2 separate regions of the Homo sapiens genome follow, and region 1 is linked to region 2. A link is a contact called in ENCODE Hi-C or POLR2A ChIA-PET data. All regions are on one chromosome and are shown on one strand. Each heading gives the region's core, a stretch centred on a gene start or an enhancer-like site at or near the end of the contact. The rest is flanking DNA. Distances are from core to core; before and after follow the strand shown. Region 1 overlaps CHCHD3 (coiled-coil-helix-coiled-coil-helix domain containing 3). Region 2 holds the start of FLJ40288 (Putative uncharacterized protein FLJ40288).

Region 1 (5,759 bases), core at 727-3,226, 400 kb after region 2:
CTATATAACTATAGCTGCAAATCTAATCATTCGTTCAAAAAAATGTTTTGTCCAAGTATAATCGCAGTGTTAGGAAACAAAGACGAATGAAAATGGTTCTTATCTAAAAAGCTCAGAATCTATCAAGGGAATCTTAGAGATAACAGTCCATTCCACCATCTGACAGATAAGAACACTAAGGCCCAGAGAAATAAAGAAACATACCCAAGGTAAAACAGCCAGTTGGTTATAAGGTTGAGATAGAAGTATTTCTAGTCAGCAATCCAATACCATGCCAATTTAGTCTCTACTGATTCTACAATGTTCTAGGCATTAGGTTAGCCCTGAGTTAAGTATTATTCCAATGTTATAAAGAGCCCCATGGTGACTCAGGGCTGGCTGGTCCCAAAACCTGAGCCCCCTCATTGTATCAATTGCCTCTGTGCTAACCATTCTGCAGCTACAGACCTTCACAGACTCTGGCCTCTGTCTCCCTGAAAAATGACCCGACACAGCATCAAAGTATTTCCATGTGCAGGTACTAAATCCTCCCTCCCTCCTACATAAAGTTTAGTGGAGGAGAGGAATGCAATCGTTGATAGCTTTGAAGCAGAGAAAAGCAAAAACAAAAAACCACCACCATCATACTTGAAATAGTGAATAAACAAAAGCCAACCAAAATTATATCAACTATTATAAAAGTGAATTGTTACAATCCCTTGATGTCACTGACCAGCCATGCCAGCCCTGGGCAAAACAGCAAGCAGGAGAAAGCTTGCCTTTGGCATTAGCCTGTACTGCAAAAAAACTTCAGTGACTAACGAACTGTTAAAATGCTCATACTAACATATCTGTGGTTGACACATTATTTTCTTAAGTGACAAACACACATACACAGACACACATTTGTATGTATACAAATGTTTGCTTGTAATCAAAACTGCATAGAGACAATAACTGAACTCAGATGTTGGAATCCAAAGTTGATATTTCAAACCCTCTCACAAGACATATGGAAAACCTGTACAGAAAGGAGCCAACCTTGACCGCAGCTATGGAAAACCATGCCAACTCTTCAGGGGTGCCATAGCTCATTTGTATATTCGTCATTAAAAAGTAAAATGCTATTTGGGTTTCCAAGTTAACCCAAAAACCCATGATAAGCCTGAAGAATTATTCTAACAACAATATTTCATCTGTACTCATTCTTTCTTTGGGAAAATGCATTCTGGATCCCTTTGTTCCATAATGGGAATTGCCCAAGAAAGACTAGTGGCTTTGGCACACAGCTCCTATCACTCTAAACTTCCTCCAAATTCACACGGCATTTTCTCTATATTTTTCTCTTGGCAGTCACTGCTTTTTACAATTTCTTAATAGTTGCTTATTTATAGCTATGTTAGCCCCTGTCACTCTTGGACATCACAAATATAGTAAGAGGCAAAGCTGAAGGCCAGGCTCAGTCACGTCAGGGCTTAAATATCTATCAATATTCGTGCTCCTTTCACCTAACCACAGTGCTGGCTGGCCATTTATTCAATAGGTGTCTCAGAGCAAACTCTTGGGTCATGCACAGGAGGGATGGGGACTATTTGCAACACTCAGAGAATCTCCCACCAAATCCTGACGCCTCTGCCTCTCTCTGGTCTAGTGAGCACTCAAATTTATACTTGGAAAGACCTACTGATTCAGCCCAAGCCATTCCACTGAGCAACACTCTGCTAGTCACGGGACACGTCATGAGAAGCCAAATATAATACTTTTGCTATGACAGAGTCTATGAAGAATCCCTAGTAACAATCACATGTGTGGTGAAGAACCACCCACTTCCACTATTCCTTTAAATCAGGGTCAAGTAGATTGTGTCTCCCTCCCAAGACGTTAATCTGAAGCATCCCATTCTTCAAAATAGTTGGCAATTATATGAAAAAGAAAAATGCATACATAATAATGCTAAGTGTCCTAAAGAATGACTCTGGTGATAAAGTGTCAGAAAATAACTGTTTTATTTAAGTTACTTGATGATGATCTCATTCAAGATTTCTTGTGGTTAACTGCATGATAAATACCTTCTGGCTATGATCTTTGTTCATTTTTCAAGAGGGCAAAATTTTGCATGAATGAACACACAAGAAAAGATGCTCCCTGCTCTTTCATCAACACAGAAACCACTAGTCCCCACAATGTGGAAGAAAAAAGAAAACTGCATTAAACAATTTATCTAAGGGCATGTTTTATTAATAAGTATTGCTTCATTAGTGCACAAATGCTATTTTAATGTAAAACATACTTTTAAAAATAAAGTACCTGTTAATGAGAAGTACAAGATCAACAGGCTAAAAAACAAACTATACCTACCTCTTCATTCTGAAGGTGACAGAAAAATAGCACCATTCCTTGTACTTCTGCCAATGCTATGCCTATTTATTAAGATAAAGCAATATATTACTCCATGAAGACAAACTTCTTCAATGACTTGAAACAAAAATATACTGTCCAAATATATCCAACAACGACATTCTGCTAATACTAAAATAACTTAGTGCAGTATTTCTCTGACAGAGAGAATGAGGTCATTCTGCATAGGCTCACAAGAATTCCCTCTCACACTGCCTTGCATCTCTGAAATGGTTAATGAAGTCCCAAAGCACATGCTATGAGCTCCCAGTCCAAACTTCAAAAAATAACAATAAATATTATATAATGCAAGTCCCTATGTATATACGGTAAACATAAAAACAGGAAAAAAATGCATTTAAAGATACTTTTGTTAAAATTTGACAAAATTTCAAAAGTATTTCAAAAGCTTTATTGACACAAAATGTGTATAACATAAAATTTACCCATTTAAAGTACCATGCAATGGTGTTTAGTATATCCTCAGAGTTGTGCAACAATCAGCAGTGACTCCCTATCCTTGTTACCACCACCACCACCCCAGCCCTAGGCAACCACCACTTCTGCTCTTTATACATTTGCCTATACTGGACATTTCCTATAAATGGGATCATTTAGTATGTGGTCTTTTGTGACTGACTGCTTTCATCAAACATGTTTTTGAAGTGGAAAGTATTCTGAAGAAGCTGGGGATGATCACAGGCCCATCCATTCATTCATTCCATTGTCAAGTGTTTCTTGAGCACCTTCTACAGGTCAGACAGATGCCATATGGGTCACAAAGGAACCAGGGGCTCTCAGGTATGCCTTCTGCCCACAAGGAGCTTAATGTATAGTAAAGGTGCTAACAGAGTTATAAATAAGTAACCGTTTTTAAAATGTAGAGGGGCCTGGCATGGTGGCACTCACCTTTAATCCCAGCTACTTGGAAGGCTGAGGTGGGAGTATCACTTGAACCCAAGAGTTTGAGTTCAGCCTGGGAAAAACAGTGAGACCTCATCTCTTTAAAAAAACAAAAATTATGTATTCTTAATATATAATGATATGTATATAAAATATACACATATAATTTTGCATATACTTATATGTTTATAATATACTTATATATTATAATTAATTATAATTATATTATCTATTTAATTAGAATAATTAGTTGAATATATTATATATAATTGTTATATATTTATAATTAGTTGTATTATATATTTGATTATAATTAATTATAATTATGTTATATAATTATAATAGTTATGTTATATAGTAATCATAATTATATTTGTTATGTATTTATTATAATTAATTATAATTATGTTATGTAATTAATTATAATTGTTATATATTTATTATAATTAATTATAATATAATTGTTACATATTTAATTATAATTGTTTATAATTATTATGTATTTATTATAATTAATTCTAATATAATTGTGTTATATATCAAATTATAATTAATTATAACATGTGTTATACATTTAATTATATTATAGTTAATTATATATAATTATATGTGTGTGTATACATAAAATACTGACTGCCAAGAGAAAAATATAGATAAAATGTCATGTGAGTTTAGAGGAAGGCAAATAGGATCAAGAAAAGTTCTGTTGAGGTGACTTTGGAGGTGATATCTCTCCCTCACTCCTCCCCCACCATACTCACACATATATATTAATTAAAAATAGTATAAAGATGTAAGGATAGAGCCAGGGCAGTGGCTCACACCTGTAATCACGCCTGTGCTTTGGGAGGCTGAGCAGAAGAATCACTTCAGCCCAAGAGTTAGAGACCAGCCTGAGCAACAGAGTGAGACCCCGTCTCTACAAAAAAGAAAAAAGTCTGCCAAATGTGGTGGTGGCACACACTTGTAACCCAAACTACTCAGGAAACTGAGGAGGGAGGATTGTTTGCACCCAGAAGGTCAAGGCTGCAGTGATCTATGATCACACCACTGCATTCGGCCTAGGTAACAGAGCAAGACTATGCCTCAAAAAAAAAAAAATGTAGGGTTAGAGCCATTTACTATAGAAGCAAATCCCCACTCCTTAGCTTTGTCAGTCTATTCGTATTTACTCCTTGTAACCTCATCTCCCACCAAGTACGTGCATTTCAAATAAATATAACTAGTTATAATTCACAGAAATCACCAAGCCCTTTATGACTGTAACCAATGCACCCATCATCGCACATCATCCTTCTCCCAAGAAATGCCCTTTCTCCTCCTCGCCCCCACCACCAATTCCATCATGTCTGATTGGTAAACTCCTATTATTCCTCCTTCAATATTCAGCTCAAACATCATCACCACCCCTTTCCTGAAGTCTGCCCTGACCGCCCTATGCAGAGTTAGTCGGCAGTCACATCTCTGACCTATTCATCTTTGAAACTCTGGCACTTAGTACAGTGTCTGGCACATAGCCAGTAATAAATAAATAAATGTTTGTTGGAACAAGGGCACAGAAAACCAAATGAAAGCCAAAGAGGGTAGACAGAAAGTAGTTCACTTGGCAAGAGTCAATGTGGAACAGGTAAAAGGTGGCAGTGAAGTTATGGCCCTGGATGCTTCTGTGTTAAAGAAGAAAAAAAGAAAAGGATACTTAGTGATCACCTGCTATATTTCACTCAGCACCTGTATATTTTCTCATTTAGTCTCCATGGCAACCATGAGAAATTGGCATTAGTCTCCCCATTTTATTCTGAAGAAAAATGAGACAACTTGTCCATGATCACACAACTATTAAATGGCAAAAGCCCTTTGAACACTAAATATACACCACATGAGCTCACTCTCTCTCTCTCTCCTCTATTCAGTGGTGATTTAACTACCACCTTTCCATTTCCCATGTGAAGAACTGGGGTTCATTTCCTCTGTAGCCCTATTTCTGAAAGCATGCAATCACATTACATCACTGCCAGTAAAGCACAGATGGTGATTTCAGTTGGCCTTTGCAATTGGGTCTGGTTCGGCTGGTTCAAGTTACACCTATTGAGGCACATCACAGATGATGCTGCAGGGCTGGGAATAGGGAGGTGTTTGTTCAACTAAAAGAATTTTACTTGGATGGAGAGAAAAAGGTAGTTCTCAATCAAAATATAACATAGCCTTAAAAAGTTTCAGTTCAGGCCAGGCTCAATGGCTCATGCCTATAATCCCAGCACTTTGTGAAGCTGAGACAGAAGGATGGAATGAAGCCAGGAGTTTGAGACCAGCCTGAGCAACATAGCAAGATCCTGTCTCTACAAAAAAAATTAAAAATTGGCAGTGTGGGGGCACCTGCCTGTAGTCCCAGCTACTCAGGAGGCTGAGATAGGAGAATCTCCTTGAGCCCAGCAGTTCAAGGCTGCAGTGAGCCATTACCATACCATAGCACTCCAGCTAGG
Region 2 (6,124 bases), core at 3,158-5,657:
CTCTGGCACCAAAGCAAACAATAGACTTGGTCGTGGCCTGTGTTCCTGGCTGCCCCATGGCTCTTCTGCCTGGCAGCTTCTGCCCAGTGTCCTCCTTCTCACTCCACAGGGAGCAATTGGCTCCACAGCTTCCTGCCTCTTCACCATCAAAGGGGCTGGGTGACCAGAAAGGCGCATTTCAATTCAGGGGAGAACATTACTTTACTCTAATAGGACATTTGCTATCCCAGCCCCCTTTCAGCATTGGTTCCAGGGAAATAGATGGTCCCAGCCACTGTAATTCCTTCGTGATATATTTAAAGAGGAAGATGATGAAGGAAATAATGGCAGTCGATCTGTGGTTGGAAAGAATATATGATGTGCATGCCCCGTCCAAAATTAATGATGAATCAATATCTGAGAGGCAGAGAAAGTGCTTTATTAGGACCTTTGACAAAAAGGACAATTAGGACCTTGAGACAAAAATCTCAAGGCCCACCTCCCTCTCTCTCTCATACTTCCCAAACCAACTGCCAACCCTGTGTGCCCAGCTCAGGTACAGGTCAAGAGAGATGGGCACAGCTGAAAGCCTGAGGGTATTGGAGAGACCAACAGATGTTTCCCCTCGGGTTAGGACCACACCCAGTGGCTCTGGGTCAGGAAGCACTGGGATGCCTTCTCAGGTGTGTCAGCTTAGTTTGCAGAGCTGAGTGTGGGCCACAGGGGCGAGCCACCTGTTACTAACGATGCCCATTAAGAACCTACAATGTAACCAGATGTCAAGTTTCATGCAGCCGCTTCCTTTGCCCTCATTTCATGGTCCCAGTCTGATATGGTTTGGCTCTGTGTCCCCACCCAAATATCATCTTGAATTGTAATCCTCATAATCCTCACATATCGAGGGAGGAGCCTGGTGGGAGGTGATTGGATCGTGGGAGCAGTTTTCCGCATGCTGTTCTCATGACAGTGAGTTCTTATGAGACTTGATGGTTTTACAAGTGTTTGACAGCTCCTCCTTCACGTGCGCTGTCTCTCCTGCTGCCTTGTGAAGAAGGTGCCAGCTTCCCTTTCTGCCATGATTGTAAGTTTCCTGAGGCCTCCCCAGCCATATGGAACTGTGAGTCAATTAAACCTCTTTTCATTATAAATTACCCAGTCTTGGTTGTTTCTTTATAGCAGTGTGAAAATGGACTAATATACAGTTTCTGTAAGAATACTGGGAGAGGATCTTAGGCAGCTGTGGCTGCTATGGCCCACTGGTAGGGGCTCATCTTATGAGTAAAGAAATTCAGATGTAGAGTTGTTGAATGCATAAAACTAGACTGGAACTAGGACCCAATTCCCAAGCTGCTGCCGGTTCCACAGTCTCACAGACACAAGTTGGGAAGAGCACAAAGTGATGGGCACACGTAAGGTGGCATTACCATCAAGGGAAGCGAAAGCAGTAAGAGCTAGAATGATTGGTCAGAGCAGTGAGGAAGAGAACAGGACTGTAAAGAGAGAGGAGCCAGAGACAGGCTTGATTAGAAACTCAGGACTGAATTTGGTGCTTGAGCCAGTACCTTAAATTCCAAGGTCAGAAGGCTTTGTGTGGATCTGAGGGGTCATGGACATTTGCATTCCTGCTGCTTGCCGCCCCAGCAGCTGGCCTGATTTCCATTTCTAACAGTGGCACTTGCTGTGGAGGTACAGTATATTATGGACTAATTAAGGCTGTTAATGATAGTGGCAATCCATTAAGTGATCTACGGTATTATTCTGATCTTTCTCTGTCACCTCCTTTCATCAGGCCATTAAGGTGACAAGCTTCATAGAACACACTAATCTCCCCTCTGTCAGTCCCTTGGTGTTTTTTTCCCTGGAAGAGCTACGGACTCTCTCGGGATGAGTCATCCGAGGATACAGCTGAAGGGCTGGACTCACCAAGCTCCTCCTCCACCCTCAGTCTCTTCCACTCAGAACACCTGGGCTCATGGGAAGTCTCTTTTGTATTCCCTCCCTGTTATGGACTGAATGTTTCTGGCTCCCTAAATTTCCTATGTTGAATCCCTAATCTCCGATGTGGTGGTATTTGGAGATGGGGCCTTTGGTAGCTGTTTAGGTTTAGATACGGTCATGACAGCAGGGTCCCAGTGATGGAATTAGTGTCCTTATGAGAAGAGGAAGAGAGACCAGAGTGCTCTCTCTGCCCTGTGAGGACACAGTGAGGATGGTGGCCATGTGCAAGCCAGCAAGAGGGCCCTCACCAGGAACCAATCCTACTGATACCTTGCTCTTGGCCTTCCTAGCCCCCAGAACTTTGGGAAATCAATGCCTGTTGTTTAGGCCACTCAGTCTGAGCCCTACTGGTGGGCTCATCTTATGAAAGAGGATATTTGAGATGTAGAGTTGTTGAATGCATGAAACTAGGCTGGAACTAGGACCCAATTCCCAAGCCACTGCCAGTTCCACAGTCTCACAGACACACGGCCACACATACGAACACACACTGTCATACACTCACAAACACATGCTATCATATACACACACATGCATTCACACGTACACCAACATACACACACATGCAGTCACACACATATACAAACACACGCTGTCATACACTCACAAATACCCACATGCTATCATATACACACATACACTCACACATACACCAACATACACACATACACGCAGTCACACACATATACATTCACAAACACATGCTGTCATACATTCACAAACACCCACATGCTATCATATACACGCATATACACTCACACATACACTGACTTACACACATGCAGTCACACATATATATACATTCACAAACCCACAGTCATACATTCACAAACACCCACATGCTATCATATACACACATATACACTCACACATACACTGACATACACACAGACATGCAGTCACACATATATATACATTCACAAACCCACACTGTCATACATTCACAAACACCCACATGCTATCATATACACACATATACACTCACACATACACTGACATACACACACACATGCAGTCATGCACATATACACTCTCAAGCACACACTGTCATACAATCACACTATCATACACATATGCACTCACACACTTACATACACAGTCACACATATACTCACATGTATATTCATGAACACACACTTCCATACACTCAAAAACACATGCTATCATATACACACGTACACTCACATACTCACACATATGCAGTCACACACATGCATATACATTCACAAACACATGCTGTTATCCACTCACAAACACCCACATGCTATCATACACACATACACACTCATACACTCACATACACACAGTCACACATATACTCACATACACACTCACAAACACACACAGTCACAATATACTCACATACATTCACACAAGCAATTACACACATACATATACACTCACAAACACTATCATATACACACATATACACACACAGTCACACACATACACATACACTCAAAATATACACTCATAAACACACACTATCATATACACACATACACTCACACACATCCACATTCTTCCATATATACTCACGAACACACACTGTCATACACTCACACTCATACACTTACATACACATTCACACACAGTCACATATATACTCACATAAACACTCATGAACACACAGTCATATACCCACAAACACACATATACTCACACACACACAGTCATATATATACTCACATATACACTCATGCACACACACAAACTCACAAACTCAGTGTCATATACACATATACACACATATGCACTCACACATACACTCACGTACACACACACTTATGCATACATTCAGTCACACATATACTCATGTACACTGTGTCACACACACATATGCATACACTTACACACTCACACATCGTGTATGTCCTTCTAAGCACAGAAACGCTTTCCATTTCCAACAGTATCAATAATTCCTGATTACTGAGACTAGTGACTTACAGAACCTTCCCTTTTTCCAACTCTTACCAATTTTTCAGTGACATAAAATATAGAATTTGGCCATTTCCCATGGGGCTTCAGCCAAGGGACATCACTAAGAGCTGTATCTCAGCTTTCCTCTGCCTTCACACTCTCAACAGTAATGCTGCTCAGTATCCCCAGTGATCCCTAATGAGGGGGCTCCTCCGCCCAATGCTTTTTACCTTTTCGGGGTAATTAAAGCAGAAGCATTCAAGGTTTCAGTCCCCATGTTCCCTCCTCAATCCAGCTCCAGAGGGGAAATACTGGTCTGATTGGGCTGTGTCCCAAAACGCTGGGCCACGCTACTAGTGGGCAAGATCTCCATGCATTAAGGTCTCCATGTGGTCTGCATCTCATGATTAGACTGGGGTTCTGGAATGCATTGAAACTCATCTCACAATTAGACTGGGGTTCTGGAATGCATAACCCCAGTCTAATCATGAGAATCCACCAGACAGACCCAAATTGAGGGGGATTCTACAAAATACACGACCCGCACTCTTCTAAGGTGTCAAGGTCATGAAAAACAAGACTGGAAAACCAACACAGACTGGAGGAGACTAAGAAGACCTGACAACTAAATGCCATGTGGGACCCTGGAGGGGACCCGGGAACAGTAGTAGAAGAGCTGGTGACATCTGAATGAAGTCTGTAATTTGGGTAACAGTACTGTACCAATGTTAATTTCCCTGCTCTGCCAATGCGATGAGGGGTATGTAAAAGGTTAACATTAGGGGAGGCTGGTGAAGAATACATAGGAACTGTCTACTGTCTTGACAACTTTTCTGTATATCTAAAGTTCCTTCCAACTAAAACATTTAACTACAAAAAAAAAAAAAAAAAAAAAAAAAAAAAAAAAAAGCCAGGCCTAGCCTATATTACAATGTTCACTGAGAACATGCTGCTAGCACAGACCTGGTGGTGAGTTGCTCAGGGAACGTATGCACTGTAGTCATGCACTTGCTGGTACTGTTTATTAGGTGCAGACATCCCAGATAAGAGCTGAGTTACAAGCATCCAAATCAATGACATTTTAATAAATAGTTTACATATATATATATGCACACATGCACACACACAGATGGCAATAAGAGATTTAGTCTAAGATCTGTGCAAAAACGAGTTTGCCTAGCAAAACAAATTAACATGTTGGGTTTTAAACTGTTGATATTTGGCATATAAACCATTGGAGTTTTGTTTTTTCTATTACAACCATAAAAATAGTTTTTGGATAAAATTCGAATCACTTCTGCAGAGAGAAAAGACCTGGGTCCCACAGAACAGTTAGAGAATCACTAATGCAGTCCTTTTATTTTATAGATGGGAGTCCAGACAGGCTTAACCAAGGTCACATAGCAAGTTAGGATGAGAACCTAGGTCTCCTGGTTTCTGGTTCTGAGCTCTCTGAACCTGATGAGTGAAGGACAGCTCCAGCAATGGAGCCTGAATCCCCAGACAGCCTGGTACATCACTGCAAAACAGGCAAGGCCAGGTTGGCTGGGGCAGCCGAGAGCACACGGTCCCATAGCTCATGCAGATAGGGCTGGTCAGGAAGAACACAATGGCAACTCTGAAGAGCGAGTGTCAGGCAGCAGCTCTCTAAGGAGGCCACCACAGTCCGCAGGAGGGATTGGATGGGGGATAGGGTGTGAGGCAGCTGGTGAGTGAAAGACCACCTCCAAGAGCATGGAAGAAAACTCCAGGTCTCTGCAAGAGAAGGGAACAGAAGTGCCAACACCTGGGTCCAGCTGCTCTATTGAGCTGCCTTTGTTGAAGGACTGAGTTGAACAGCAGATCTTGCCGAGGCTGCCGCTTCCTGCCATTCACACTGTCCCAGAGAAACCTTCCCTGAGCATCATGCAGTTTTCCTTTCTAGATAACTGTTATTCATAGGTAAGATTATCTGGCTCATTTGTTTAGCTGTTTAGTGTCTGCTTTCCCCCATTCAAACGTCAGCAACTTGTCTGTTTTGTTCAAGGCTGAATCCCAGCCCATAGAATAGTGCTTGGCACATAGTAGGCACTCAATAAATAGCTATTGTATAGATGAGTAAATGGACTCTTCCCATACCCGATGTGTCTCTGACCTTGTATTTTTCTACATCAGAGCTATTCCTAGATGCATCTCAGAGTCTGTTTGTCAAGAAGCAGAGGCTTTGATGGAAAAGCACTTTGCTGAG

Evidence for each region. A loop is a pair of places that touch in the nucleus more often than their neighbours do. ChIA-PET counts read pairs that join two places held with the same protein, here RNA polymerase II (POLR2A). Pooled maps may share reads with other maps.
Region 1: a loop to region 2 is called in a map with no recorded cell type, with 2.3 times the contacts of the local background. The contact joins the enhancer-like site here to the promoter of FLJ40288 in region 2. A Hi-C loop is called at or near these places in 1 of 37 single-sample maps with no recorded cell type and 2 of 50 pooled maps. POLR2A ChIA-PET finds 5 or more read pairs at or near these places in 1 of 52 experiments (GM10248).

The regions. Positions count from the first base shown.
Region 1 is chr7:133,051,780-133,057,538 of GRCh38, forward strand. The region is part of intron 2 of CHCHD3 (coiled-coil-helix-coiled-coil-helix domain containing 3); the gene reads right to left. Among named protein-coding and RNA genes, the nearest start is that of MIR3654, 20 kb to the left of the region's middle. Within about 2 kb of position 1,977, at least 9 of the 41 ENCODE cell types and tissues checked have a DNase peak (open chromatin) inside an H3K27ac peak, as active enhancers do.
Region 2 is chr7:132,644,387-132,650,510 of GRCh38, forward strand. It overlaps FLJ40288 (Putative uncharacterized protein FLJ40288), which reads left to right and starts at 4,408. Exons shown (of 5, transcript NR_046323.1): 1 at 4,408-4,657. It also overlaps a transcript of PLXNA4 not described here.